Regions from separate parts of the Homo sapiens genome. Here region 2 is linked to region 1. The links are chromatin loops, found by intact Hi-C in ENCODE. Cell type or tissue: stomach. All regions are shown on one strand. Links, peaks and the distances in the headings refer to the core of each region. The heading gives the core; the rest is flanking DNA. Region 1 holds the start of PLEKHA6 (pleckstrin homology domain containing A6). Region 2 overlaps PLEKHA6 (pleckstrin homology domain containing A6).

Region 1 (11,801 bases), core at 3,730-6,229:
GGGCTGGCCTCTCTGTGCTAGCTTGCGTGGGGGACCCCTGCTGGACCCTAGGAAGCTGCCAGCCCCAACGCTGCCTTCATCCAGGAGATGCAATTCAAATGTAATCAATTTAAACAGCATCAGCCCTGACAGGGGACTCTGGAGGTGGGGGTGGGGGCACAGGGAGGGCTATAATTAGCATTCTCAGCATCCATGATCCCCAAGTAAGGCTGCCAAGGATGAGAGATGGGGAAGCCAGTGCTCCGCAGTGCAAGCAGCCCAGGCTCACGCGGCAGACAGGCAGCTGCCAGCCCTGACCAGAGCCCAGCCTTCCTCCTCCCACCTCATCTATGTGATGCATGAAAACAGACTCACCGGCTTCTGAGGTGTGATCCCCGCGCTGGAAAGCTCTAACTCTGCGAGCCCCAAGGCACCCCTCCCCCCAGCTCAGGCCAGCTGGGGTCCTCCTCCCCCGCCCCTGGGGCCCCCTTCTGCAGAGCGGGGCTCCGGATCTAATCTGATCTAATCAGTCATCTCTCCGGCTGGCAGGTCCCTGGCGCAGGGAGAGGATGCTGTTGTGGTTACTGCAGGATCCAGCATCTTTCCCAGGCAGAGGCAGCTGGGCATGCTCCATCGGCTCCCCCGGGGATTTCAGGGCCACGTGACTCTCCCTCCCCAAGCTGTCACTTAGGATCAGGAGTAAATAGTCCCCGAAAAGGTTTAACTCCATCCACACCAGCGACAAGCTGCTAACCATCCACGCAGCCTGCCTGCCCGGGAGAGGATGGGGTGGCTCAGCACAGCCTCCTGGGCCTTCCACCACCAGGAGAAGGCTGCCCCCCAAAGGGGAGCAGGGCCACCGTCTGGGTAAGCTGCATTTTTAGAGTCCCCCACAAGAGACTGCAGGGAGCCAGAAACTGCCCAGGGTCTTAGAATCATGTGTGGGGCCTCACCCAGCCAGCCTGGTGATCACCTTTCACCTCTGTGGCTGTCTACTCCAGAGAGGGGCACGTCTCTAGGTGTCAAGAGGGCTTGGCTGGGGCCCTGGGGCCTCCCCATCCCCCGCCCCCCCCCCAATATGGTGAATTTAGAGAAATAACATTTGGAGAGGGTTGGGGGCCACTATGAGATGCCAGGATGAGTGGGGTGTGAGTGGGTTGTGGAGCCACTGCCCCCACACCAACCAGCCAGGCTCCTCCCAGGCCCTGGGAGGGAAGTCTGTGCTCCTGTTCCTTCCGTTGCACATTCCTTTACAGATAAGGGCTTCAGTTGGTAAAAATGATATAGGTACTCAGATCACACTAAGACAGACCCACTTGTATTGGAGTCGAGAGGCTTAATTTTTTAATCAAGTTGTTCTAATAATAAACAAAAAATGCAATTATCAGGTGAGTGGGGCCTTGCAGAAACCCTTTCTCTAGCTCCTGCCCAAATCGGTCTTGATAACCCTGAGCAAGGATGCTAGCCAAGCTACGGGGTACCTGGGTTCTGTATTATTCAGGATCAGAGGCAGAAGGAAGGACTTCAGACAATAGGGTCGTAGCTCTGTTTCTGCTTAGACAAAGATTGCTTTCTGCCTCAGTTTCCCTTTATCCACATCTCTCTCAGTTTTCCTCTATCCACGGATTCTCTGTGACAATGGGCAAGTGTAATAAAAACACTGATTTCATAAACAGGATCAGAAAGATGGAAAAAACCAAAAGATTCCCACCTCAACCTCCAGGCAGGCTCGCTGGTCTCAGTCCCATCTGCCCCTTAAACCTGGAAACTGGGGACTGAACCAGATGAGCTTCTGGAGTCACTTCTGAATAGAGAAATATGTCAAGAAGCAGGAGCTAGAGAAAGGGTGTCTGCAAGGCCCCACTCACCTGGTGATTGCATTTTTTGTTTATTATTAGAACAACTTGATCAAAAAATTAAGCCTCTTGACTCCAATACAAGTGGGTCTCTCTTAGTGTGATCTGAGTACATATATCATTTTTACCAACTGAAGCCCTTATCTGTAAAGGAATGTGCAACGGAAGGAACAGGAGCACAGACTTCCCTCCCAGGGCCTGGGAGGAACCTGGCTGGTTGGTGTGAAGGCTGTGGCTCCACACCCCACTCACACACACCACAGCATTGGAGGAAGACAGGGACCTAGAGAGCTACTGAAGGGACTGTCTTTCCCACCCCAGGGCAGGCCAGGCTGGAGCCAGGAATCTGGGGTTAGGGCAGCAGGCGCAGCTCAGCAGCACTCTTGGGGAGGGGGACTCTTGGTCACCTCCCACTGTTCCCCTGCCCAGCTGAGATGTCAGGCCAGCCCTGCATTGGCTATAGGAAAGCTGCTCTGCTGAAGGGGCAGACAAGTTGTGGATGAGGGCCCAGTGCCAGGCAGGACCGATCAAGCCCAACTCACCTGCCCTGGCTCTCCAGGACTTGGCAAGGCTGCCAGGTGCAGGCAGGGGGAGAGTCTGCTTTCAGTCAGCCAAGATGAGGGGCTCTTGGGGGTCTCTGACCCTGCGGAGCCAGTGGAGGAAAGGAGTGGAGGCAAGAGATTACAGCATCCCAGAGGGAGGCCGGGGAGGGGGACAGAGACCCCAGCCCAAGCCCCCACAATCCTCAGGCAGCTGGAAAAGGCAGGCGACCAACAGATGGGCCTGCTGGGCGGGTTTCCTCTCTGGCAGGCAGAGGGCAAGGGCCGCAGACGAGTCCCACGGATCCTTCGAGAAGCCTGAGCCAGACATGTGAATGTTTCTGGGGGATCTGAGTAGCTTCAGGGGCATGAGAAGCCAAAGGGAGGGTCGGTGTGGGGTGCATGCCTTTAGCTGGGGGACCAAGGCGGAAGAGATGTGGTAGCATGAAGATCTTAGAGCTACAGCAAGGACAGGTGAGGCGGATGGACCAGAGATAATAAATTCCCTTTGCCAAATCTAAGTTCTTGCTCTGCGAGCCCAGAAGAGGAGAAGCAAGCCTCACCTAAACAACTCCAATGGGGAAGGCGTGAGGTGGCGTGAGGGAGGGAGGATTCCACAGAAAGCACCTCTGCGATCCCGTCTCTCCTCTGCTCTACAATCACTGGTCCCCATTGCTCAGAGGATCAAGTCCAAGCTTCCCAGGCACCTACTCATGGTCTCCAAACACACGGGTCCTCCCCACCTTTCTGGTGCCATCCCCACTCCCTACCATACAGTCTTGGTGGCCACTAACTTGACTGGCTCACTGCCCATTCAGTGGAACTGCATCCACATGGGTCTCTCTTCCTCGCAGAACATGCCAACTAGGGGCAGCAAAGGGAGCTCCGTGGGATGAACTAGCTCACTGCAGCCTCCACCTCTACCTGGGCTTTAGCAATCCTCCCTCCTCAGCCTCCCAAGTAGCTGGTACTGCAGGTACACACCACCACATGCAGCTAATTTTTTAGTTTGTTTTACAGACAGAGTCTTGCTATGTTGCCCAGATTGGTCTCCATCTCCCAGGCTCAAGCAATCCTCCTGCCTCAGCCTACTGAGTTGCTGGGACTTACAGGTGTGAGCCACCATGCCTGGCTAACGATAACCTGTGTGACTTGGAAGCCCAGCTCCATCCCTGAGTAACTCACTGACTGAACAAATTACTTGACTATCCAGCCTGTTTTCCTCACCTGCAAATGGGCTTCTTTGAAGCCCAGCACATTCACTACCTTTTCTCCTCGGCCGCCTCCTTCTTTACTGTTCTGGGGTGTTATCTGCCTTTCTAAGCCTAGAGCTAGTGGGGTCACTGTACCAGAACTGCTGCCCCAGCACTCCTGTGCTCTGTCCTGTCTGCCTTCTGGAGACAACAGAACTGCTTTTGGTGGCTCCCCCGCCCCTCCCAGGGCCCCTCCTCCGGGGTCTCGCAGTTCGGGTTGGGGTCTGTACTGATGAATCCCAGAGACCCAGCACAGCCTTGGAGGCTCACCGGGGTCTCACTGCCCAGCCTGGAAGCACGCGGGGCAGAGACCTGGGCTTCTGATCTCTGCCTCCCTGCAACCCCTCAAGAAGCGCTGAGCAGCCCGTAGGCGCGCCAGGGCCGTGGGTGGACTGCCTGCCTGCACATTCTCGCACCTTCCTGGAGGAAGCTTCCAGAACAGAACAAGGAAGACCAACGGCTGGGTGGGGTTCCCTCGGTGGAGGAGCCGCAGGGGCCCAGCTTGGGAACCGGGTTATCAGGGGTGTGGCTCTGCAGAAAGCGTCCTGCCACGTCTCCCTCCCTGTCAACCTTGGGGAAGGAGAGAGGCACCCTTGGGGACAGAACTGGCCAGTTTCACCGGCGGCGGCTTCCGCAGGAACGCGGAGGAGGGAGACAAGGGGGCGGGGGAACACTTCCTGTTGGGCAGGAATGGGTGTTACATAGCTAGATCTTTAAGCATCAGAAAGACAGCTACCAGACCCACTATGGCTGGGAGGTGGCAGGGGATGGGAAAGGTGGCCCTGTCACCTCCGAGAAGGCGCCTTCAGCCTGGGGAGACGCTGTGAGCAAACCCCCTGAAAGCCTTGTGGGGCCATCATGTGTGCTCTGGAGCCCTCTTGTGGATTCTTGCGGTAAGTGCATACAGGCTTGCAGTGCGTTTCTCCCACGTTTTAACCTTTCGCTTGTTCTCTCCTCCTCCCACCACTCTTCCCAGTAAATGACACCTTCAAAACCACACGCACACTCGAGCAAAACGTCTGTTGTGGATACCATGAGAGTCACTTCCTAAATACCCTGAAAGAAAGAGCTTTTTGACACACAATTAACACATTTGTCTGCTCCTGGGCAAATGTCAATATTTGCTCATTGAAATTTCCCTCCCTCATCCACACTAAAAGAAACAAAATAACTCCTCCGGTTGTCTGGCTCTTATTATTACTTGGAATCCATGTCTGAAGTCGTTTGAGTTTCTAACTCATCCACCAACCAAATGTCATAAACCTTTGTGGGAACTGTGAAAATAGGAACGAACGGTGAGCCAGTCGTTCATTCATTCACTCACTCATTCAGCAAGAACTTACTGAGCACTTCGTTTGTCCAAGCAAGGTGCCAAGGATGCTGGGAAGCAGCCGTGCCATCATGCTAAGAGCAAAGCCTGTGAAATCAGGCACACATGAGGCCGCCTTCCCGCTTGCTTTCTATTAATACAAGCTTTGTGACATTGAGTAATACATACGAAGAACCAGTTTTCCCATTATTTGCTAAAAGCGGGATGATAGAACCTCCTCATAAAGGTGCGGTGAGGAATAAATGAGATAATGTCATAAAGCACTTAGCTCCTAGAGTGGCGGCTGCTGCTATGATATACAGAATGACCACCAGGTCTGGAAATGTATGTGAACACAGAATTCATGGCTGGTTGATAATTAAACAATATTGCCTGTGTCTCCGGACTTTACGACCCCCCTGTGTTGCCCCTGCCCTTGATGAGTTTTCAGTCTAGGCTACTGGTTCTCGAAGTGTGGGCCCCAGAGCAGCCACAGCAGCATAACCTGAGAATGTGTTGGAAGTGCAAATTCTAGACCCTCTGAATCCGAAACTCTAGGGGTAGGGCCCAGCCATCTGTGCTCCAACAAACCCTCCAGTGATTGTGATACACGCTCCAGTTGGAGAGTTACTAATCTAGTGGAAAATGACACAAGTATAAGCAAATAACTACCATACACGGACACATCCCTGAAGAAGTGACATCATGGGCAGGGCTTGAAGGAAGAACAAGTGTTCTCAGGTGGGCATGAGCCACATGAGGAGAGATTGGCACCTACAAAGCCCCGGAAGCATGAAAGGGAAGCGAATGTTGAGGGAACCACAAGTGATTTGGCAGGGCTAGAGGAGAGGGCTAAAGAGCCAGGTGGGGAGTGTGGGAGGTGAGGCTGGGAAGGGGGGCGGGAGCGAGACTATGATGCCCTTTACGTGCCCAGATAGGGAATTTAGATTTTATCCTGTAAGTGACGGGTAACATGCAAAGTTTTTAATGGAGAATAATATGACCAAATTTGAATTCTAGAAAGAAAGCACTCTTGCAGCATTATGGCCTGGAGGCAGGAAGATCAGTTGGAAAGCTTCTACAATAATGGAAGTGAGAGTCCATGTGGGCCTGAACTCAGGCCATGGCTATGGAGATATCGAGAAGTGGGTGGGTTGAGAGATATTTGGGAGGAGAATTGACAGGACCCATGGGGGAGGCATGAGAGCGGGAAAGGTTGAGGGTATCTCCGAGGGCTCTGCTTTGCTGGTATTTCTAGAAAAGATGGAACCGGCACAGAGAAGCAATGACTTCAAGTCTGGACACAATGAATTGAGGGAGCTCAGAAGAAAGCTCTGGGCTGGTAGCTGAAGCAGAAATCAATTATGCCTGTGTTGTTTGTCTCCCAATGTTTATCATGCATGCATTCATTTCAGGAAATACTGGATTGCTATCATGCACCAGAAAGGTTCTAGGAGGGAGTGAAAAACACAATAGCCAGAATCTGCTCCCAGGACTTACACAGCAGTGGGGGGACCAGAAATACATAACCAAACAGATACATAAACAAACGTGTTTCAGGTAGTGCCAGGTGCTGTGAAGAAAAGTAAGAGTAAGAGTGTGGAGGGGTGGGGGAATTCAGGCAGAGCAGTCAGGCATGGCCTCTCTGAGGAGGTGACATGGGCTAATCGAGAAGTCGGAACCAGGTGTGTGGAAATGGGAGGACAGTGCTCCCAGGCAGGGGGAACAGCAAGCGCCAAGGCTCTGAGGTGGGAATGGGTTTGACATGATGGTGGGAAGGAAAGATGGCAGCACAGCCAGCCAGTCATGGGACACGAGGTCAGAGAGGTGGACAGGTACGTTTCTAGGGACTGGTGAGATGCCGTAATACATGTGAAAGTGTTTAGTGAACAATCTCTAGAGCCATGTACCAAAAGGAATATGAAGATGGTATCTGCAAGAGGGAGAAAAGAAGAAACAATTCACAATTCTTAACTGAAGCAAGAAGCATTTGGGTCCAAACAGGAAAAATTCAGTCTATAACTGTCATGTGATATTAGAATAATTTCCAGAACAGATACTTTGAAAGGAAGACGAAGAAGGAGGAAGAGCAGGAAGAAGAGGAGAAAGAGGAGGAGGAGAAGGAGGAGGAACAAAAGAAAAAGAAAAAGAAGAAAAGAAAGAAAAGAAAAATTTGCTTTCGCTTTAAGAATATGGTTAACAGGCCCAGGCATGGTGGCTCACGCCTGTAATCCCAGCACTTTGGGAGGCCAAGGTGGATGGATCCCTGGAGGCCAGGTGTTCGAGACCAGCCTGGCCAACATGACAAAACCCCATCTTGACCAAAAATACAAAAATTAGCCAGGCATGGTGGTGGGCACCTGTAGTCCCAGCTACTCAGGAGGCAGAGGCACGAGAATCTCTTGAACCCCGGAGATGGAAATTGCAGTGAACTGAGATCGCACCACTGCACTCCAGCCTGGGTGACAGAGTGAGACCCTATCTTAAAAAAAAGAAAAAATAGGTTAGCGGCTAAGCTGATGTAGGTGGTAGATGGTGGCAGATCTAAGTGCTGGCAGATCTTGGCGGTGGGGGATTGGAAACGTAACCCCTCCTAGTACAGATGGATGAGGATTTCAAAGCAGAGAGGGACGGAAAGGGGATGAGACAAGGGTCCTCCCTGCCCTGGCTAGACTGGGGCTCCCTCTGGTGGTGCCATTGCCCCAGGAGGCTGGGCAGAGGCGCTTCACCATCCCTGCAGAATCTGAGGCCAGACCAGAAGGTGAGGCCCACAGGCCTGGGCACGCTGAGCCTCACCCTTGCGAATGAAACCAGATGGAGAGACCCAGGCCAAGGCAGAGAGAAGTGAGTTCAACTGGGTAGCTCATGCACCACCCCAGCCCAAAGAGCTCTGTCTTCTGCTTCCAAGATTAAGTCCAGGGCAACTTCCCAAGGCACACCTTTAGCCACGGCAGGAAATAAGGGCTCCCCAGCCCACAGAGGGGCCTGACCAACTCCTAGGAGGAAAATAGGGCATCTCCGCCCACACAAACCACCCCCAGAATCGCAGATGCCCCCATCCACAAGAGCAAGAGTGACCGGAGCTGGCCTTGCCACCACCAGTCTGATGTCCTCCTTCGTACACCCCACGGACACCTTCCCTTCCCACTGCCTCCACATCCTGCCCCGCGGCTGCGTCTCCTGCCTCTGAACCTCTGCCTGTGTGTCTAGAACAGCCTCGTTCCTCTACTTTGTTGAGCCATCTCCTTCCCACCGGTACAGCCCAGCCCAACACTCCACCCACCCCACCCCAGGAAACTTACCAGGACTGACACTGGTTACTGCCCAGGCCAACATAAACAGACGCACTGATACATACGTTCCCATCTCTATCTCAGCTCTCAGGAGCCTCGGCACCTCCTAGCCAATCACAGACCCAGCAGTGCCTTCAGTGAAAAACCAGACACTTTAACCATCTCTCCTCCTGACAAGGATGAAAGTAGAACCAACAGCGACATCAGAAAGGAAACTGCGTCTTACTCACTTGATGAAATACACAGCTCCTTCCTGGGTGGAATCCACTTCCCAGCCCTTGGGCAAACCTGTGAGGAAGCAAAATCACCAGAATGAGATACCCTGGGATCAACCTCTCTTCCTCTCTTCCCACAAACCCCACCTGCACTTAGGAGGGATGGGTGCCTGGACAGTCAGGAAAATCCAAATATAAGCCAGCCGAGTTCAAACCAACCATTCCATCCTTTTTTGTCCGTGATTTCTAGCAGTGAGATTCCCAGCAAATAATGAGAGATATGGGAGTGGACGGGATGTCCTCCGTCAATGAGCGGTGAAGTGACCGAATGAATCATAGCCTGGCAGGATGCACTTATTCATTCAACAAATCTTTACTGAGCATCTACGATGCGCCAGGCCCTGTGCCAGCCCCTGGATACAACAGTGAACACACAGATGGTTCCCCTGGAAGTGTCCTCAGGATCATCTAACCAGAAGGGCAGGTCACTTGCCCCAGGAACTCATCACAGATCATTAACACCTAAGATCCGAGTAAGACTCAAGTCTCCAAATACCAGGCCAGCGTTATGGCCATCAGGCTGTGCTCTTTCTGGACAGGAAACCAAGGACCTAGGAAATCAGCCCCAGGAAAATGAAGAGACTTGCAATTTTTAAAATCTTTAATAGTGTCTCTGAAAAAAAAAAATTATCCATGGAAATGCTCAGAGGAGAATCACAGAATCTCAGTGTGAGCAAGGAAGTTGACAGTGGCCAGGAGGCACCCAGGCAGTCCCCACAGGTGGCCATAGCACCTCCATCTCCAAAGATCACTCATAGGCACTATCTCATCCTGCTCGCTCTCCCAAAACAGCCACCCTGGGCAGCATCCCGCCTCCCCGGCAAACAGGATTCCTTCACCCCATGGCTGAGGAGGAGGAGCCTTTTGAGAGACCCAAGAGAGTCCACTGTCAGAGGTGGGGACAGTCAGGGAGCTGGCTGAGAACATTCCTTTTGGGAGTGCGAGCCTCCTGGCTGACATATTGGAAAACAGGTGGGGATTCTCTTGATGGACAGTGACTGCCACCTTTCTGGTCAGTCCACACGCCTGCCTTGTGTATGAAGTCTTACGAAGCATAGCTATTCACTGCTGGTCTGACTGTCTCCTGCCATGTTAGCAGCTGCTTTGAGGCACCAGCTGCTGGGGAGCAGTGCCTGGGTTCTGCAGAGTGGCAGGTCCAGTTTCTAATCATTCATTTTATTCACCTGTATTTATCAAGGGTCTATATTTCCACAGTTGCTGCTGATGGTGATGCTGCTGTTTCAGCAAAACAGGGCAGCCAGCAAGCCCAGCTCCTGCCAGGACTTGGCCCACCTATCACACCAGCTACCACTTAGCGAGTACTTCCTTCCTCTAAGCTATGCACTTTGCCTCTGCTAGTGCATTTAATCTGCATAGCAACATTATACAATAGGTGTCCTCCGAAACATTTTCGCCGATAACAGATGAGGAAACAGAGGCCCAGACAGGTTCATCAACTGGCTCAAGGTCACACAGGAAGTGTCTGGGCCGGGATGTGAGTGCTGCTGTGCTGTCTCCAAAGCCCACACTCTTTCCTCTGTGCCGCTCCATAAATGCTACTTGTTCCCCTCTGTCTCTGTGGGAGGACGTTGCCATTCAGGAGGGCGTGGGTTGGCAGTCTCCCCAAGTAGAGGGATCCCCATTGGGTCAGAATCATAAATAATTCTGCCACTGTGATGTGCCTGGGAAAGAGGCCAGTATGGATTATGTCCCCTGCCTTTTTCTAGCAACTTCCCTCCACACTGCCCTCTCTGCCTGGGCAACACCAAGAGTGCTTATATTCCCATCCAGGCGGAGTGCCCGCTGAGGCAGCTGCCCTCGCGGCAAGCTCCGGGGGCATCTTAACCCCTTCCCAGCCTTAGACAACCAGTTGGCTGCAGCCAAAAATGAAAGCATTGGCTCACAGGCTGGTATTCATCTTCCACTCCTACCTAGGATGATAATGAGGTGGAAGGACTCAACCTGTAAACAGCTGAAACACTGAAGGTGACACCACCATCAACCTGGTAGAAGAAAACAGCCCTGGCCTTAGAGTCAGGAGGCCTCGCTGCAAGTTGGAAATACAATGGTGACAATAACAGCAGCAGCCACCTCCATTTTGGGAGCCACCTCTCTGATGTAATGCTACTACTTTTTTGAGGTTCATAATCCTCTCCCCATTATAAAGATGAAGAAGCTAAGTCCAGGAAGAATTAAACCCCTAGTGCAAGAGCACACTGGAAGCAATAGAACCAAGATTGAGCTCAGATCTCTCTGCCTCCAAAATGTATGCCTTTAACCATGACACCACTTTGCTTATTAGTCAAATGGCCTTGAGCCAGGTACTTCCTCTCTGTTCTTCAATGTTTCTACCATAAAATGAAGAGTCGAACTCCATGATCCCTGAAGTCTCTTCCAGAAATGATCCCAGCTCAGAAGCTAAAAAGAAAAGGACTCTGAACAAGCCAAAGGCTTCATCCTGTGTGTCCAGCAGTGCCAGCTGTGCCCATGATTGACGGAGGCCTTGGAACCAGGCGCCTAGTGTCCAGTCCGGTGAAGCGCTGGAAGGCGAGAGGGGGAAGGGCTGGAAGGCGGGAAGGGGAGAGATATCTCCCCGCACTGTGACCCACACCCCCTCTTACTGGCCCGTGGTGGCGTCATGAGGAGGATGAATGGCTGTTCAGTTAAAGTACCTAGGCCTTGTGATTCTTGATGTCTCTACCTCAACAACTTAGACTGAAGTCTTTTTCCTTGGTTGTTTCTTCATTTCTGACCTGTTTGTGTCCCACCTTTCCCACTAGCCCTGAGGGCTACCAGTGATGTTTTCTCCATAATCAGCAATGAATGTCAGCCTTGTCCCCTTTCATGTTTCTCCTCAGTGGGAGAAACAGGCGCTCCCACTAGCTACATGGGGCCATTTACATTTGAATTAATTAGGATTAAAAATCCATCTGGGCACAGTGGCTCACACCTATAATCCCAGCACTTTGGGAAGTCGAGGTGGGTGGATCACCTGAGGTCAGGAGTTTGAGACCAGCCTGGCCAACATGGCAAAACCCCATCTCTACTAACAATACAAAAATTAGCTGGGTGTGGTGGCACACACATGTAATCCCAGCTATTTGGGAGGCTGAGGCACGAGAATCTCTTGAACCCGGGAGGCAGAGGTTGCAGTGAGCCGAGATTGTGCCACTGCACTCCAGCCTGTGCGACAGAGTAAGACTCTGCCTCAAAAAAAAAAAAAAAAAAAAAAAATTCAGGGCCTCAGTGATGCTTGTAACATTTCAGTTGTTCATTGCCACATGTGGCTCATGGCAA
Region 2 (11,801 bases), core at 9,034-11,533, 110 kb before region 1:
TGTGTGCCACCACAACCGGCTAATTTTGTATTTTTAGTAGAGACAGGGTTTCTCCATGTAGGTCAGGCTGGTCTCAAACTCCCACCCTCAGGTGATCCACCCGCCTTGGCCTCCCAAAGTGCTGGGATTATAGGCGTGAGCCACTGAGGCCAGCTGGCAGCAGCCTTTTTGCCAGTGCTTTGCTTCTCCGAGGGAGAAGACAGAAGTGGGCAGCAGAGGTGTTAGCACAGCCAAGGAAATAAGTAACTCACAACTTCATGCTGTCCCAAAGAAATCCAGGTACAGGTATAGTTTGTGGGAAATAAGCTCATTTCCTCGGTGGAGACTGGAATGAGCAGACTGGCTGACTTGCTATTTATTTGCAGGGCAATATTGAGGTCTTTGTTTATGCCCCTCTGCACGGGAGTACTCAGCTCTTGTCCTCTGAGGAAAACTGGACTAGGACAGCACAAGCTGGGAGGTGGTGGCCCTGCTGCCTAGTGCTGATGAGGTGGGGTGCACGAACCCCGCTCCCTGGGTTACCGTGGTCGCCTGAGACAGCTCCACGCGGATGTTGATGAGCTGGTTCTGCAGTGAATCCTTTTTGTGTCGCAGCTTTTCTGGGTAGGCGGGCTGGCTTCCAAACATCTCCAGCTCCTGGTGGGTCCCCATCAAGGCACTTTCCAGGCTCTCCTGAAGAAAGGCAGGGGAATGACATGAGCAGCCCTGACAGCTCCTCTCTGGGATTGAACAGCAGAGGCCTGAGCCCTTAGAGGTTCAACAGGCAGCTGAGTGGAAGCTGTCCTTGCTTTGTCATCTCAGTCAGGTTGGAGACAGCAGCCCACAACCTTCTCCAAGCCAGCCTCGCCCATCTGCCCCAGCTTAAAGCCACCCCCAGCTTCTCACCTTCTCAGCTCGGAGCTGCTGCACCAGCCGGTCCTGCTCCCTCACCACCTTGTTCTGCTCACACAATTTTCCCAGCAGCTTCTAGGGACCCAGAGAGTGGAGAAGGAGAGGGAGAAAGAAGGGGATGAAGGACATAGTTTGATGGGGACCTGGGAGTTATAGGCCTGGCCTCTGGATACCCCCCTCCTTTCTCCTGCTGAGGAACCCTGGGCCTTCACCTTGCCCTTGGTGGCTCCTGAGAACAAGAAGATGGGTCTTCATCTTGGGAGGTGAGGTATGCTTACTCTCTGAGGAAGTGAGTTGGGTTAAGAGGGCTGAGAGGCAAGTGTTAAACTCTGGCACCCCCATCCTTCCAAGGGTTGCAATTCACAAAGGACTGAGGAGATGATATGACCTCACCTCTTAGGCTGGACTGAAGAGGTGGGCCGGGTGTCAGAACAAGCAGTCTTAGAAAAGCAGTGAGCAATAGAAACTGTCCCTCAATCCCACAGAACCTTCTCCCTTCTCTCTCAAGATCCTGTTCTTCCCTCCTCCCTTCAAAGTCTCAGGATGGCTGATCCTCCCTCTGAGGTCTAGTCCTGTCAGGAAGGATCCTCTCCCAGTCTCACTGGGCAGATCCACTACCCAAGCAGGGCCAGTGGTGATGGGGAGCAGACAGGTGAGGCCAGAAAGAGGGCTCATGCTTTCCTAGTCCGCACCTTTATTCATGCCATTCCTCAAATACCTGCTTTGCTCCTTTCCACTGAGCCAGATTTTACCCTCTGGGCCTTTTAACTTCAAGGCCTAACTCACATGCTGCTTGTTTTGTCCCTGACCTTCAGCCCACACGGCCTCACTTCCCTGCACCTGGCAGAACCTATTATGGCTCCCCTTCACTACATGAATACCGTGTTGCCACCTCCTGCTGCTACCTGGCACTTCCCACTACCCTGAAGCTCCCTGAAGCCAGGGGCATAGCCGTATTCTCCTTTCTAGTTACCTGTAGGGACTAATGCCATGCTGGGCACAGAATAGACTGACTGATCTATCTCCCAACAAAGTCTGCATTCATGTTACAAGCAGATCTCACTGCCGTAGGCAAAACGGCCCAGCGCTCAGTGGAGAAATGGATACAGCCAGCATGGGAGGGAAGGGTGAGTGGGTGGTAGATCAGAAAAGAAGGGGGATGAGGAGGAGGTAGGCAGAATCTTGTTGTGGTGAGAGAAGACATGAATCAAAGGTATGAAAAGCCACCAGAAGGAGAGAGATAGATGGAGAGACAGCCCCCGCAGAGGAAGAGAGATGGATGGAGAGACAGCCCCCCGCAGAGGACAGCAGCAGGAGGCTGGAGTGGAGGGAGGGAGCAGGGGGCGCTGCTCTTACATCTGTGTCTTGCTCGTTTAACTTGTAGGTGTGGAGGCTGTCCCGGAACACTTCTGGGTATGGAGGGACCTGCAGGAACATGAGGCCGGTTACTGCAGCAGGGGCAGGATGAGGGTATGCAGGGATAGGAAGCTAACATCACAATCCCGCTGTGCTCCTGCCAGAGACCATGGTCCGTCACCTCTGGTAGCTTCTGTTCCAGGGACCTGAGCTCATTCCACATCCCCTGGCTGGAAGCCTGGGATGGCCCGGCCTAACCCCATCCCAGTTGTCCTAGGCTGACTCCGGAGAGATCAGAACTCTGCTTGAGTCATGCTCTGTATTTCCTCTCCCCCAAGCACTAGGGTCAGCTGCTAAGAGCGACTGCAGGGTGTGCAGCTCCCAGTGGCTTGTTGGTAACCACCATGAGAACATCAGTGAACTCCATGGCTGTCTGTGGGGTTAAGACATAGGGGAATGGTCGGAATGAGCATTGGGAACAGTTGAAAACTATTGCCCTAGTAGACTGAACACCTGGGCTTGTGTCTAAACAAAAATTGGCAAGAATTCAGAAGCGTCTCCGGATCCAGTAAATGCTGCCTAGCCTGGACGCCACATCTGGTGACCACAGCACATTCTATACACCTTTGACATTAGATGGTTCCATTACACCCCTCATGCCTTTAACCCCAGTGACGTCTGTCAAGATGTTACAAATATGAAATCGAAATCAGAACATTCAAGAGCAGAGTTGCGATCCCCAGCATGGCATGAGATGTTGGTGCTGGCTATTTTGATGGTTTGGGAAATGGGCCTTGGGTTTACCCATGAAAGTGAAGAATGGAGGTGACATAGTGGAATTAAGGAAGGAAGACCAGGCCAAGCCTGTCTCCAGGCAGATGAGCGGGTTGGGTGGCGTGAGCCTCATCCTAGATGGGCAACTCGACCATGCACAAGCAGCTGAAATGGCATTGGCAGGGACCATGCTGCCAGGCAGAGGTCTTACTTGCATGAAGAGTTGGGACCTGGGGGAGGAGTTTTCCACCATGCGGTTCACCATACTGATGAGAGTCTCGCTCTCACTCATCTGCAGCAGAGGAAGGAACGGACTATTCACACTCCGACCTACATGTAGGTATCTCCCCTTCACCCACCTGTGCTTGTTTCCCAGGAAACAGGGGAGGGCAGCTCCCCCAGCACCCTGAGCTTGCCCTCACTCCTTGCTCACCCCTAGTGACCTCTGTTTCAGGACCAGCACTGAAGCTGTCCTTGCAGAAAGGCCACAGAAGGGGCCGGGAGGCCACTGGGACCTTGCTGGAGGCACTGCAGAGGCTGGGGCCTGGTGACTCTTCCCCAGGGTGCCTGGCTGTTGTCCCATCCGCACTGGCCACGGTTGTCATCTCCCTGCCCTGATCTCATTTCTCACACCACTTTTGACAAAGACCATAGAGGCAGTTGGAAGACTGATCTCCCCAAAGTTGAACTAAGTGAAACAACCAAAAAAGAAAATCTAGGACCTGCTCTTTGGATGGGCCGCCACAGATACAGAGGCCTGCCCCCTCTCCCTGCCCCTGCCCCTCCCCACCCTCGGCTCTAGTGCAGAAAGTGCTAAACACGGTTTCCAGAGCTGGGCTGGCAGCATCCATGAGGATCTCGGATGACGCTAGGGAGCAAACAAGGAGGCCAAAACAAGCAAGCCACATTAAAGGGACACCAGGCTTTCCAACACATTCTTTCTATTTCAAGAATCCTTAGGAACATGGAGGTGGAAAGACTATTTGCCAATTTAAAAAGAGAGAAATGGAAGAAGGGATGGGATGAGGAGGAAGAGGAAGGGAAAGGAGGGGTGGGAGAAAGGGCAGGCCAACCAATCAACCAGAAATGCCATCATTTCCCCCACTGGTTCCAATGGGAAAGGACCAAAAAGTGAAGATATCAGGGAATGTCTTTGGCTGTGTCCCTTTAACTCCATTGTTCTACAGGGGAAGGCAGCAGAAGACAGAGGGGGTTGTGCAGGGAAAGCTTTCTGGAAGGGAAAGTGAATGAGAAAGGGAGGAAAGAGCCACATTAGGGAAGATTATCTGGGGTTTCTGTTCAGAGGGTCCCCTGTGATTTTTCCGTCATCTCTCCAATCTCAGTTGCACCCACACTGTCCTTTCTTCCTCTTACCCCTTTTAGGCAGCGGCCCACATACAGCCTTGCTTCTACATGTTGTAGGCAGGGCAAGGGCACCCACCATCCCATTTGCAGGGTCTGCAGCATTTCAAAAGGCTTTCCTAGGAACTGATTTTTCTACCTCTTTAGCCCTGTAATGCAAGGGCCTTGAGGGCCAGGAGCCATCCATGCACAGTAACCTGTAGGTATCTCATTCCTTCCCCAACACGCAGATCCAGAGCAGTAGAGGAAGCGAGCAGGAGTGTTCTCATCCTGGCCTGCTCCCGCCTGTGCTGCGGCTTTGGGGATCTTTCAGCACAGGTGGGTCTTACCTCTAGGAGGATTCTTGTGTGCTACCTTCTGTCTCTTCAAAATGTTAGATTTTGTAAGAAACTACCTAACCCAGTGCCTCACACATGGTAAGGAGTGCTCATTGATATTTTTGAGTTTGGGAAAAACAAAATAATAACAGCAGCAAGTGGTGACTGTCACTCCTTGCGATGCCTGACAAAGAGCTCACATATGCACCCCTGCTTGATTCTCCCAATACATCTGTGAGGTTGAAAGGAAAGGGCAGATTCTACAATGCCCATTTTATGATTGAGAAAACAAAGACCCAGAGAAACTAAGTGACATTTCCAAGATTAAAAAAAAAACAAACTTCCTTGTAAATGGCAGAGCTAGAACTAGAGCAGCAGTGTCTGACTATGTCCTGGACTCTTCTCATCATACAAGACTGCCTTTTAAGAGTACTACCTACGTGAACCCTGGGGGCGAAGCCTACAGTGAGCCGAGATCGCGCCACTGCACTCCAGCCTGGGTGAAAGGGCGAGACTCCTTCTCAAAAAAAAGAGTACTACACTTGGCCAGCTACAGTGGCTCATGCCTATAACCCTAGCACTTTGAGAGGCAGAGGTGAGAGGATCACTTGAGGCTGGGAGTTTGAGACCAGCCTGGCCAGTACAGTGGGACACCCATCTCTACAAAAAAAAATTTTTTAATTAGCCAGGTGTGGTGGCTGCACACCTGTCTGTAGTCCTAGCTGCTCAGGAGGCTGAGGTGGGAGGATCACTTCAGCCTGGGAGGTGGAGGTTGCAGTGAGCTAGGTTTGTGCCACTATACTCTAGCCTAGGCAACAGAGTGAGATCTTGTCTCAAAAAAAAAAAAAAAAACAAAAACAAAAACAAACAAACAAACAAAAAGGAATAATACCCTTTATCCATGAGGGAGTCTTCTGGAAGGCTAGTTCTGAAGCCCCTAGCCTAATGGACCAGCCCCTCTGTGAGGGCAAAAGCCCGCAGGAAGGGACCCTGCTGTCTGCACTGAATGCTTGGACAGCTGGGCATTGTGGATGGAGTAGAAAGCCAATCACATGGGTGACAGGGAGGATAGCTTGCTCAGGAATCCGGAGGTGGGTGGGCCATGAGCCCTGCTCCTCACCCCTGCAAGGCACTTTGGATCTTGTTTCCCATCAGCAGGATCCTGGACCTCCCGGCCCTGCTCAGAGTTGGAATCCTGGGATCTGTTCCCACATGGCCCAGAATGCTCATGGTGTGGACACAATGAGCTGCTTCTGGAGCTGGAATGCCACGGCCTCCAGGGCCAGGAGCCATCCCTGTTTATTGAACTGTGGACATTGGTGCTTCCTAGTGCCTGAGGCCTATTACAAAATCGAATTGCGACACCGACATGAAGCCCTGGTGAGATGGGTCACATGGCTTGTGACTAGAAGAACCAACAGTTGCAGCTATAGCATCTCATTTAAAATTTTTTTTTTCTGTAACTTTAAGAGCATGAACTCATCCTAATGAGGTTTGACAGCAGCTTTGTCACACATTAGATGTTTCCTCAGCTGTAAACTGGGTCAGAAGCTTGGAGTCACTGTCCAAGCTCGGCTGTTCACTGGCTGTGTGTTCTTGGCATGTTATTCAACCTCTCTGTGCTTTAGTTTCCTCAGCTGTAAAATGGGGGTAATAATAGCATCCATCTTACAGGGTTATAGTGAAGATTAAATGAGTTAAGATCTGAAAAATGCTTAGAATAGTATGGGGCATGGAGGAGGCATCCAATTATTGTAGCTGTTGTTATTATTATTATTATTTCCACCCCTCCAGGCTGCCTCCACAGGACAGTGTTGTGTACTTCTAGGTCGTGGTTTGTAGCACAGATCTAAACTTAAGAGTATGTGCTTATATAAATACCCAGCATATTGACCCCCAGCCTGTCTAAACTCAGTCTCACAGCTCCCTTAGCTTAAAAGACAAGAAAGGGTTAGAACCCCGGAGCAGAGACCAGGCAGCCACTGCTTGCAGCTCATGGAACATTCACTGCCTCTTCAGCTTGCTCACCTGTAAAACTGGGTTGATAATACTCCCTCTGTTTGCACTGAATTCTCAGGAATGCACGAGCTGTTTATGCAAAAGGGCTTTTGGAGGAACTAATGAATACACTGAGTGAATATTACTTTAAAAATCATCCTAGGGAGGGTCTGCAGGCCTCAGTTTACCAATTATGGAGTTTAACAACAACCTGTAAAATATGATAAGATGATTTCCCAGATTCAGGCTGAACTAAATCCCTAGCATTTTAGGCCCAGCCTAGAGCTCCCTCGACTCTGCGACTCCCTCCTCTCGCCAGAAAAAATGCAAATTCCCACCTGCCCCCTGGGGGCAGTTCCATCTGAGCTGAGCACTGGAGAAATAAGAGGTGGCATTAATTATTCATGTGCCTACTTATTATGCTTCTTTCCCCAGGAAACTCCCAGCTGTCCTAAAGGGCTTTGAAGAGAAGGGGTGTGTAGGCGCAAACCAAAACATAAGCCACTTTGTTGTGTCCTGCTTGCACCAACAAAGGTTGTCAAATGGCTGGAAGATGAGGAGGTGGGGAGGAGTGGAGAGATGCGACAGGAAGGCAGTGGGATGATAAGGGGGGCACCAGCTCTGCCTACCTGCTGATCCAAATACTCTAGGTTTCTTTGCAACTGAAGATCTAAAAGTTCATCCTACCCGGAGCCCGAGGCCCAGAGGCCAAACAGCAACACAAACAAACAGGAACACACAAAAGAAAACAATAAAAAAAGAAGCAAAGCAGTTAAGAGTTAGCGACAAGGACAAGGAGAGGCTTCTCCCTCTGCCCTTGAGGAGTTCTCAGGAAGGGAGGGGTTGAGGATGTGGGCAGGCAAAGTAGTTCTCTACTGGACACTCCAGGAGAGGAGGGGCACACGCAGACCCCAGTGCCATCTCTCCTAGGTCTGCCTAGGCCTCCCTGGGAGAGGTGAGTGTCATCAGAGCAATTTAGGCAGCACTTGTTAGCAGCTGTTTCTGAGTTTTCTGGAAAAATCGGTTGTTTCTGGGTGCGTGTGTTTGCTGTGGGCAAAGCTTATATGCTGTGGACACTGGCAGAGTGAGAATCAGACAGAGAGGGGAAGGAGCAGCCGCCTAGCCTCCAGCCTGCCCAGCCCTCCTCCACTCTGGCCTCCTGGTACTGTTATGGAAATGAGTCAGCAACAGGCTTTCTGGAAAAGGATTCTGCCTGTTGGTCCCAGTGGTCCTCCCCAACCCTCCCAAGTGGAGCATCTTATCTAGGTCTCTAGGTGGTGGCAAAAGTTCTCAGGAGAACAAATTCCAGGGAGAGACACGAGTAGAAAGAGGCAGAGAAAAAGGAGGAGATGCAATTCGGAAAATTTTTTCTTCCTCAATCATATCGCTTGTATCTCTCCCCAAAAGTGGCATTCCAGGCAAAGGACAAACATGAAATAACTATGCTTCAGGGGAAAAAAGTTTAGAAGATCTTGCTTCTTGTTAGGAGCTCTGGCCTGATTTTTCCTGCCTAGGCCCCTTCTCCTGCATGCTGGAGAGGAGAGGGACCAGGATATTACATGCTCCCAGATCTCATCCCTCCTCCACGGGCTGTGTCACAGAGGAGAAGGGGTTATTGGCACCAAACTTGATACTGGGGCTAGAGTCCTGGCTGGGAGGGAGGAGGTATCCAGAGGCTGCTAAAAACCAGCCAGGCCAGGCACTAGGCACAGAGCGTCCCTGGAGTCCGCCCCAGTTTAGCTCCACCCTGAGTGGAGCACGGTGCGGGGAGGCCCTGAGACAGGTGGAGGGGAGAAAGGACGTACCATCTTATCGTGGACCGTGGGGGATGGTGGGTAGTTGTAGGGGAACAGTCCTGCAGGGACTGGCCGCCTGTCTCCCAGGTAATCATACTGGAAGAGAAAGGGATCGCAGAGGTGAGGGGTCTGGCTGGGACACGGAGTTCCCCAACAGCTGAAGCTCAAGGTTAGAGGTATTTGTGTTCAGTTCCCAGAGCAGATCCCAAACTGAAATGGACAGCAGCCCCCCTTGCAATGATCTGTCCAGGTCCTCAAGATTTGAAAAGACAGAACCCTCTCTGCCCTCTTATATGACGGCATGGTATCTGGCACAACTTGGGGGCATGTACAGAAAGCAATGTCCCCACTCAAGAGGCAAAGCCATCCCCAAGACAGCTCTCCTACAGACAGAACCACAGGCCAGGGGCTCCGCTGGGCAGCACTGCTGGTCCTGCAGACAAACGGCCCAGTGGCCCCGTGGCACAGATGCTCCCACATCTCTGCCTTTTCTCAGTAGATGGTCTTAGGCTTCTGGGGACCTCAGGGGATGAGGAAGGAAGGGCAGGCTGGTGGCTCACCTTGGGGGAGCTGATGGATCGCCTCATCACATAGGCAGCAGGGTCAGCATAGATGTCCTCACTGCGAGGTGGCAGCCGCTCAAAACGGGCACTGGGTGAGCGGACAGGGGAGTAAATGCGGGCACGGCTGTAGGAGCCCTGGCTGGGTGAGCGGGGCACAGAGTGGGAGCGGGGCTGCAGGGACAGGCGGCGCAGGGAGCTAGAGGCGGCATCCAGCTCATCATAATAGACTGGCTGCCGGGAGGGGCTTGGGATCCAGACGGTGGCATCCTGCCGCCCGTAGCTGGCGGGCTCCTTCCACTCTCGCAGCTGGTAGGCAGGGCCACCCCCATTGCGGAAGGCATGGCGCTTGTCCTCCAGGGCCCAGGGCGGGCTGATCCGATCATAGGCCGGCATGGAACAGATGCTCTCCGGCCGCACTCCTGGCGGGTAGTACTGATAATCATCGGGGTACTGGGAGGAGTAGGGGCCATAGTACTCAGGGACCCTGCGAGACACAGGATAGAACCTAGAGGGACTGAGAGAGAGGGGACATTGTAATGAAGGCAGACAACACGGGCACCCCTCCACCCACCCCAGCCCCACCTCCAGGTCCCCCAGCCTAGAGCAGGGTGCTTGAATAGGTACACAGGGGCTGAGGTTTATTCCAGAGATGAGGGAAAGACTCCTGTCCTCACAGCCCCCCTCCTCAAACAACTCCCCAAGGCTGGACACTGCACCATTCAGAGCTTCAATCTTTGCCTCTTTAAAATGACATATCCCTAGGAAGAAACGTGAAGCCTTATCAGCCATCTCCATCTCAGCATGAACCAGTTTATCAGATCTTTTCTGAGAGAGGCAAATAGAAGAAAGTCTACCAGGCACCTGAAGGAGGGCAATGTAGGAGGGATGAAAGAAAGGGCGGCTTCCTGATCTATTTTATATTATTTTAGAGATGAGGTCCATTCTGTCACCAGCCTGGAATACAGTGGGGCCATCAAGGCTCACTGCAGCCTTGAACTCCTGGGCTCAAGCAATCCTCCCACATCCACCTGTAGAGTAGTAGCTGGGACCACAGGTGTGAGCCACCATGCCCAGCTTCCTGACTGTATGATCTTGTCAGGGACAGAACCAGTAGATTCTTGGGACTCATCCCAAGTGGTTCTCCCCAGAGCAGGCCTGATGCTCCCAGGCACCAGACCACCAGCAATGCGCAGCCGCTCAGGCCACTAGAGGGCAGGTTCCTCCCGGGCCCCATGGCCTTCCTGAAGCTGTGGCCTGCAGTCCCTGGAGCTGCCCAAATCCCCAGGGAAGGAGCCTGCAGCCCATTTGCCCTGAGGGACACCATTGGGCCCAATAAATGTCCCCAGATATTTCAAAGTCAGTCATTGGATAAAGGCGTAAATGGTCATAGATGGCCATGTTGGGACCAATGAGCTACTTTGTTTTGTTTTTTAACTTCATATAAATCATGGCTTTAAAACAATTAGAGTTGTTCAAAAATGGAATGAGTTGGTCTGGCAGTTAGTGAGTCTCAAGTGGGTGGAGCACTGGGGAGAGGATGTTGTAGGAGGGCCCATAGCTTGGATGGATGTATGACTATAACAACTTCAGGCCCCCTCCCAAAGCCTGCTGTGTTCTGGGCTCCCCAGCACGCCGTGGAGAGGCACTGGGGCACTCTGTCCCTTCTTCTGAAGGAAGCAGACAAAGAAACCAAGAATCAGGGACAGCAGCCAGACTCTAATGGTGGAGCCATGGGGCAGGCAGGATTTGGGCAAGCCAGGAAGCATGGGATTTGCTTGGTTTCCCAACTCAGCCTGCTTCCAGAAGGTTTCCAACAGGGGATGCCTCGTGGGCTATGACCCCACTCGCACGCTCTAGCCATAATACCATATCAGCCCCACCCCAGCCGCCGGCATGCCTCACCTCCGAAGGTCTTCAGGCGGGGGTACCCCCCGGCGCAGATTCACCCACTGCTGAAGCTGGTTCATGGAGCTCTTGCGCTGGGCAATTTTGTCAGGGTTGGTGCGTGGTGGGAAACTCCGCCGGTGTCCCCCAGTCTCTCCATCCTGAGACGGGAAAGCTGTGCTCCCTGGCCGGCTTGGGGAGTGGTACTGCCAGCCATTGGGCTGGGCAGGCTGTTCCCCACCCCCTGGCACTCTTGGGCCCTCGGGGTAAGGGCTGCCCGGCTCTGAGGCTGGCTCCGGTCCAGCTGGGAGGCCATTGGCTTTCACCGGAGGCTCTTTCTTGACTTCTGGCCTCTCAGGCCTTCTCTCTGCCTTCTCACAGCCTCGGCCATCACCCTCCCCTCGAGTCTTGGCCTCTGGCTCAGGCTTAGGGAGGCTGTTGTGGGGTGGCTGCTGGTGGTGCTTGCTGGGTGGGACGTTCTCCGAGTCTGGCTTCTCATGGCTGCAGGATGCCAAGGGAGATGCTGTCAGTGACTCTAGCCCAGCATGGAGTGGGGCAGGGGGTGCCAGACTGGGAAGAAGAGGAGTGGGGAAGGATGGGCAGGGAGGTGGCTGGAACCAGGATTCTATGAACTCCAGTTCTGCTTCCTAAGTCCCACCCCTTCACCTTCTCGCTCCAGCCTGGGAAATTATTATACAACCTAATCCGCCCCTGCCCACACCTGCTGTGTTAACTCTGCCCCCCACGTCTTCTCTGCAGGTCATTCTCCACCCCACTCCCCTCTGTCAGTCTGCTTTGAGCCCAGCCTTCAAGCTATGGCATGACTAACCTCACCTAGTCTTGGTCCTCTCTGCGATCTA

What was found. Hi-C counts contacts between places; a loop is a spot of excess contacts. Peaks named below come from ENCODE experiments on the same cell type or tissue, not always from the same donor. Only the 100,000 strongest peaks of a DNase experiment are listed, where the experiment ranks them.
Region 2: it touches region 1 in a loop (2.7-fold over the local background); 87 of 110 quality-filtered maps call a loop at or near these places.

What each region holds. Positions count from the first base shown.
Region 1 is chr1:204,359,340-204,371,140 of GRCh38, forward strand. It overlaps PLEKHA6 (pleckstrin homology domain containing A6), which reads right to left and starts at 590. Exons shown (of 23, transcript NM_014935.5): 1 at 355-590. It overlaps LINC00628 (long intergenic non-protein coding RNA 628), which reads right to left and starts at 10,380. Exons shown (of 1, transcript NR_027022.1): 1 at 9,091-10,380. RefSeq lists enhancers at 1-478, 3,466-4,019. In stomach, for the core only: CTCF peaks have their summits at 4,523 (motif pointing left) and 4,729; DNase peaks (open chromatin) are centred at 4,232 and 4,492; H3K4me3 peaks cover 1,026 bases; H3K27ac peaks cover 1,183 bases.
Region 2 is chr1:204,248,299-204,260,099 of GRCh38, forward strand. It overlaps PLEKHA6 (pleckstrin homology domain containing A6), which reads right to left. Exons shown (of 23, transcript NM_014935.5): 8 at 10,960-11,442; 9 at 9,055-9,571; 10 at 2,248-2,316; 11 at 886-966; 12 at 523-672. Among named protein-coding and RNA genes, the nearest start is that of GOLT1A, 40 kb to the left of the region's middle. RefSeq lists enhancers at 5,349-5,850, 5,851-6,350. In stomach, for the core only: a CTCF peak has its summit at 10,265 (motif pointing right); a DNase peak (open chromatin) is centred at 10,283.